Regions from separate parts of the Homo sapiens genome. Here region 1 is linked to region 2. Evidence: read pairs that join two places in POLR2A ChIA-PET (ENCODE). Cell type or tissue: HepG2. All regions are shown on one strand. Each heading gives the region's core, and the rest is flanking DNA. Links, peaks and the distances in the headings are about the cores only.

Region 1 (2,913 bases), core at 106-2,605, 290 kb after region 2:
GTGGTGGCTCAGGCCTGTAATTCTAGCACTTTGGAGGCTGAGGCAGGAGAATTACTTGAGCCAGGAGTTTGAGACCACCCTGGGGAACATAATACAGACCCATCTCTACAAATAATAATAAAAACTAGCTGGGTGTGGTGGTGCGCATCTGTGGTCCAGTCCAGGCTCTTCAGGAAGCTGAGGTGGGAGGATCACTTGAGCCTGCACTGAGCTTTGATGGCACCACTGCATTCCTGCCTGGGTAACACTGAGACCCTGTCTCAAAAAAAAAAAAAAAAAAGTGCTTCTAAAAATACAGAAAAGGGATAAAAGTTTTATCTTTCACAGCTGGGCATGGTGGCTCACACCTGTAACCCCAGCACTTTGGGAGGCTGAGGCAGGCGGATTACTTGAGGTCAGGAGTTTGAGACCAGCCTGGCCAACATGGCGAAAACCTGTCTCTACTAAAAATACAAAAAAATTAGCTGGGCGTAGTAGCATGCGCCTGTAATCCCAGCTACTTGGGAGGCTGAGGCACATGAATCACTTGAACCCAGGAGGTGGAAGTTGCAGTAAGACAAGATCATGCCACTGCACTCCAGCCTGGGCAATAGAGCAAAACTCTGTCTCAAAAAATAGGAATAAAAATCAGCTGGGCGTGATGGTGCACACCTGTAATCACAGCTAGTTAGGAGGCTGAGGCACAAGAATAGCTTGAACCTGAGAGGCAGAAGCTGTGAGCCGAGATCATACCACTGCACTCCAGCCTGTGCAACAGAGTGAGCAAGACTGTCTCAAAAAAAAAAAAAAGTTTTATCTGTAATAATTCCGAGAAGGGGGAAGGTAAAAATTTACCCCTAAGGAAAAGTTTATGGCCATCTGGACTGCCTTCATGTTTTCCCTGCAATCTGCCAGTGTTTTTAATGACATGATACACTTAGATACATAATCTCATCTCTTCCTTCCAGTTCTGCCTCTTCCCTCTGGTTGCTGTGACCTGTTTTGTTTCTCTCTCTAATTTTCTGACCTTTTGGGTTATGTAGAGACTTTTGAAAGGATATGAAGCATGGGTCTGAGTCGGTAGTCAGGAATATTGTTCAAGTTGACAAAGGCTGAGCTGAGAAGCTGGGTAGCAAGGTCCTCCACAGTATAGAAGTCTTGCTGCATGGAAGGGCCTGCCTTCCCTAGGATATGAAAACTGTAAAGGGGAAAAAAAGAGCATTGAAAATGACAAATCCAACATCTGTTACTGCCAGCCCTGTCCCATGAATTTCATTTCTAGCCTACAATAAGGTTTTTCAGCCAGAAGAGCAGTTGTATTTACTTAAGAGAACTTATAGATACAGCATCTTTTTAAAGACAGATGTTGGTGGCCGAGATCAGCAGTAGCTTTCATTACTATTTAATGTGGACTTACAATGGACGATCTCATTAGCTTGGCTGATTAGTGTAGTGGTTAGTGAGGCCAAAGCCCATGAGGGCCAGTTACCTCCCCAACCCACAACCAGTATCCAGCCACCCGACTCCTATGAGAAGTATGCCGCAAGCAGTGTAGGGTCTAAGCAATCCCCACCACTTTTAGCTTCGACTTGGGTTTCATCATTTTATACACTAGAAACACAGACAAGTTGGGCATGAAGCAGGCTGGGATTGTGAGGCTCATATGACAATTACAAAAAAAGCAAATGCAGGAAAGCAGGCTTTCATTTCTATTTAACACTAGAATGATAAGTTTCCTATCAAACTCTTGCCTCGCCTTACCTGTACACTAGATGAAAAGTCCAACCCATGGACATTCCTATACAATACATATCGAGGAAGAAAATATGGAGAGGCAGCATTGGTTCCTTACCAGTTTTCATAGAGGGTAGAGAAGAAACGCTGCATTCTTTCCAAGACGGTTTTGAAGACAGGAGAGTCATTGAGTTCCAAGAGAGGTTGAGGTAATCCTACAGGGAAATACGGGTCAAGAACATGATGCTCCACTGTCAGGAGTCTCAATTGGCCAACACTCTACAGCAGGAAGCTGTTGTTCAGGGGTGAAGATGTGTGCATGTCTGGTGCTGTACTGCAAAGCAGTTGGCTACGTGATTTGCTGCACTCTTTTGGTAGGAGAAGGTGAAAGCTACTTAAGGACCCAGGACTTTAGACCCGGGTACTCTTTTATCTGCTTTTTTTTTTCCCCCAGATGGAACCTGTACCAAAAAAAGTGACAACTCAAAAGTATTTTTCCATAAAGCTCTGGGGATGCTCCCACAATTAAGTTATGAAACCCCTTTTTTAAGCAAAATCTTACACAAAACACTAAGATGTGTAGCAGCTAAAAATGAAACCCACTTACCTTAGTATTAAAAACTGCCTTAAAATATCTATATTTTTAAGTGTAATCAGAGGTTTTACATTTCGAGTCCTATAGTCAGAAGCTATCTGTGGGAACTGTTTGTCCATTCTAGTATTTCTGGTTGGCCACTTATTTCTATAGCAGGAGTTCCTGACTTAACTTGAATAATGGCATGGGGGTGTGTGGTAAGCAACACCTACTTTTTATATTAATAGCTATACATTTCTTGGAATTTCTACTTTTACTGGTGTCTGCAACATAACCCTTAAATGGAATGGTGTCAAAGGAAAAGATTCAGGACTATCTAGGCTGAAACAGACAGACATGAGTTCTGGAAAGGCAAATTAACATCCTTCCTTTGGCTAACTTCACAGCTGAGGAATGCCATTGGATTGCTTGACCACAGCCGGGCTCAGACACAGGTTATAGCTGATGACAAAGACAAACTATGGGGGCTGTGATGGTGAGCCAGCCTGAAGCTTCTGAGATGGGAACAAGGTTTAGACAACTGATGCCTCTAGCTCTAACTTCATCCCACATTCCCAGACTAGCTCCCTGTGCTCCAGCCACATGATTCAACCATCTCTATGTTC
Region 2 (2,913 bases), core at 253-2,752:
TACAGAAAACCACCTAAACAAATGAATTATTATAAGACAAACACTCTTGCACCCATATCATCTCAAAATAGATCTTCAAATACCCAGAAGTTTCCATGTGCACCATCCCAAACAGCCACCTTTCTCCCTCCAAAAGTAACCACTGCCCTTACTTTTATAGTGAGGACAAAAACTCATTAAAGGTCCTTAAGTTTCTTTCTTTTTTTTTTTTTTTTTGAGACGGGGTCTCGCTCTGTCGCCCAGGCTGGAGTGCAGTGGCGCGATCTCGGCTCACTGCAAGCTCCACCTCCCAGGTTCACGCCATTCTCCTGCCTCAGCCTCCCGAGTAGCTGGGACTACAGACACCTGCCATCAGGCCCGGCTAATTTTTTTGTATTTTTAGTAGAGATGGGGTTTCACCGTGTTAGCCAGGATGGTCTCGATCTCCTGACCTCGTGATCCGCCCGCCTCGGCCTCCCAAAGTGCTGGGATTACAGGCGTGAGCCACCGCACCCGGCCCCTTAAGTTTCATTATGGTTTTATCACCCAAATGTGCATTTCTAGACAGTATAGTTTAACCTTACCTATTTTTATTTATCTTTTAAGTCCCCTTTATTTATTTTTTTGAGACAGGATCTTGCTCTGTCACGCTGGCATGCAGTGGCATGATCATGGCTCACTGTAGCCTCGACCTCCTAGGCTCAAGCGATCCTCTCACCTCAGCTTCCTGAGTAGCTGGGGCCACAGGAGCACGCCACCACACCTGGCTAATTTTTGTTAAATTCATTTTTTATTTTCCAGAGAGACGAGACGAGGTCTCACCAGGTTGCCCAGGCTTGTCTGGATCTCCTGGGCTCAAATAATCCTCCTGCCTCAGCCTCCCAAAATGCTAGGATTACTGGCACAAGCCCCTGTGCCCGGCCTTAAATCCCTTTTAATGTACAGGTTGGCGACACACTTTAAAAGCATTTATTTTGTGTGAGACATTCAATGGGCACTAACAGAGCTACAGAAAGGAGTAAAGAAGAGCATCTGAGATTTTTGACTCCATTTGGCTTTGGGAGGAGCCAGCCTTAGCTCAAGAATAGGAGAAATCAGGCTAACGCCATGCATTAATGTGCAAAGGACTGAGTGACTCAAAGAAGGCAGAAATCAAGCATCTGGGGAAGCTCTTCCAGTCTATCCTCACACTCCTGCCGTGTAACACCCAGATCAAATGTCTTCTTCTGGCCAAGAAGCAGAAGACCTAGATTTACCCTCCCATCTTTAACAACTAAAAAACTGGACAGAATATATGAATATAGAGCAATAATGTTTGAACACTGGCCATCAGGCAGCACAGAACAGTACTGTAATCCCTGAAAGACTGAAAAAAAGTAGACGAGCTTTATATTTGCCCCAGCTTATTGCCTACAAGGTTACCAGGCTGCAGGATGGAGGAACCCAGGCTGAGCCTGGCTGTCTCTTTGATCGAGGAGATAGAGCTGGGAGTCCAGGGAGGCCAAGGCCACTAGTTTGCAGGAGAGCGTACAGGACAGGAGAGAGAGCTCTGGAGAGGTTCAGAGGGTTCCATGAATAGATAGCTGAGGACTGATCAACACATGTGTATGAGGGAACTATCCGTGGTAGGGAAAAACATCTGAAAGCCACAGAGTTAACAATTTTTGAGCTCATACAGGGATGGAACTAGTGCCTGTTCCTACTGGCTCATACGGAAAATTCATAGGGCTTTGCCTTGGTGGCAAAAAAAAAAATAGGTTTTGCCTTAGTGGCAGAGAAATATTAACCCTAGACTGGACGCTGCTCTGGTCTAAGCTAATAAAACTTTAAAGTAAACTTTGAAAGGATCAAACTGGCTTTTCTCTCTCTCTCTCTCTCTCTCTCTCTCTCTCTCTCTCTCTCTTTGTCTGTCTGTCTCTGTCTCTCTCTTTTCTTTTTCTGAGACAGCATTTTGCTCTTTCACCCAGGCTGGAGTATAGTGGTATGATGATGGCTCACTGCAGCCTTGACATCCTGGACTCAAGCGATCCTCCCACCTCAGCCTCCCAAGTAGCTGGGACCACAGATGCATGCTACCATGCCTGGGTGATTTTTGATTTTTTTTTTTTTTTTTTGAGACAGGGTCTCTCCATGTTGCCCATGCTGGTCTTGAGCTCCTGGGCTGAAGCAATCCTCTTGCATCTGCCTCCCAAAATGTTGAGATTTACAGGCATAAGCCACCATGCCCGGCCTGTTTTTGCTTCTTAAAAATTAACTGCAGTCCAGAAGAAAGCTGAATAATATTCACTGAAATATAAAAATATACAGGGCTCAGCAAGGTAAAATTCACAGTATTTGGCATCCAGTAAAAAATTAGTAGATATGGAAAGAAGCAGAAAATATGACCCATAGTAAGAATAAAAATCTGTTGAAACTAATCCAGAAATTGTTTAGATAAAATTAGTAGAAAATATATTAAAGTAGTCATTATAATTATTCCATATGTTTAAGAAGTTAGAAGAAAAAACTGAGATATGGAAGATTTTAAAAGACCCAGATCGAACTTCCAGAATTGTAAACAACAATGAAAAATAATACATTGGATGGAATTAATATTAGATTAGATGCTGTAAGAGAAAAGATTAGTGAACTTGAATACACAGCAATAGAAACTATCCAAAATGAAACACAGTGAGAAAAACGGCTGGGAAAAAGTGAAGCATCACTGAGTTGTGGGACAACTTCAAGTGGCCTAATACACAAGGTAATTGGAGTCCTTGAAGGAAAGGGGAGGGCAGAAAAAATATTTAAGAAAATAATGGCTGAAAAATTTCTCAACTTGATGAAAACTATAAATGCACAGATACAAGAATCTCAAACCCAAGCACAAGAAACATGAAGGGGTGGCCTGCCCCTCCACACCTGTGGGTATTTCTAGTCAGGTGGGACGAGAGA

What was found. Peaks named below come from ENCODE experiments on the same cell type or tissue, not always from the same donor. Only the 100,000 strongest peaks of a DNase experiment are listed, where the experiment ranks them.
Region 1: POLR2A ChIA-PET joins it to region 2 with 5 read pairs; 2 of 35 experiments call an interaction of 5 or more read pairs at or near these places.

Annotation. Positions count from the first base shown.
Region 1 is chr6:43,529,648-43,532,560 of GRCh38, forward strand. XPO5 (exportin 5) reads right to left here. Exons shown (of 32, transcript NM_020750.3): 22 at 1,832-1,928; 23 at 1,041-1,177. It also overlaps a transcript of POLR1C not described here. Among named protein-coding and RNA genes, the nearest start is that of POLR1C, 14 kb to the left of the region's middle. In HepG2, for the core only: no CTCF peak of the experiment used is centred there; no DNase peak of the experiment used is centred there.
Region 2 is chr6:43,236,637-43,239,549 of GRCh38, forward strand. No RefSeq gene overlaps it. Among named protein-coding and RNA genes, the nearest start is that of TTBK1, 5.4 kb to the right of the region's middle. In HepG2, for the core only: no CTCF peak of the experiment used is centred there; a DNase peak (open chromatin) is centred at 1,495; H3K27me3 peaks cover 11 bases.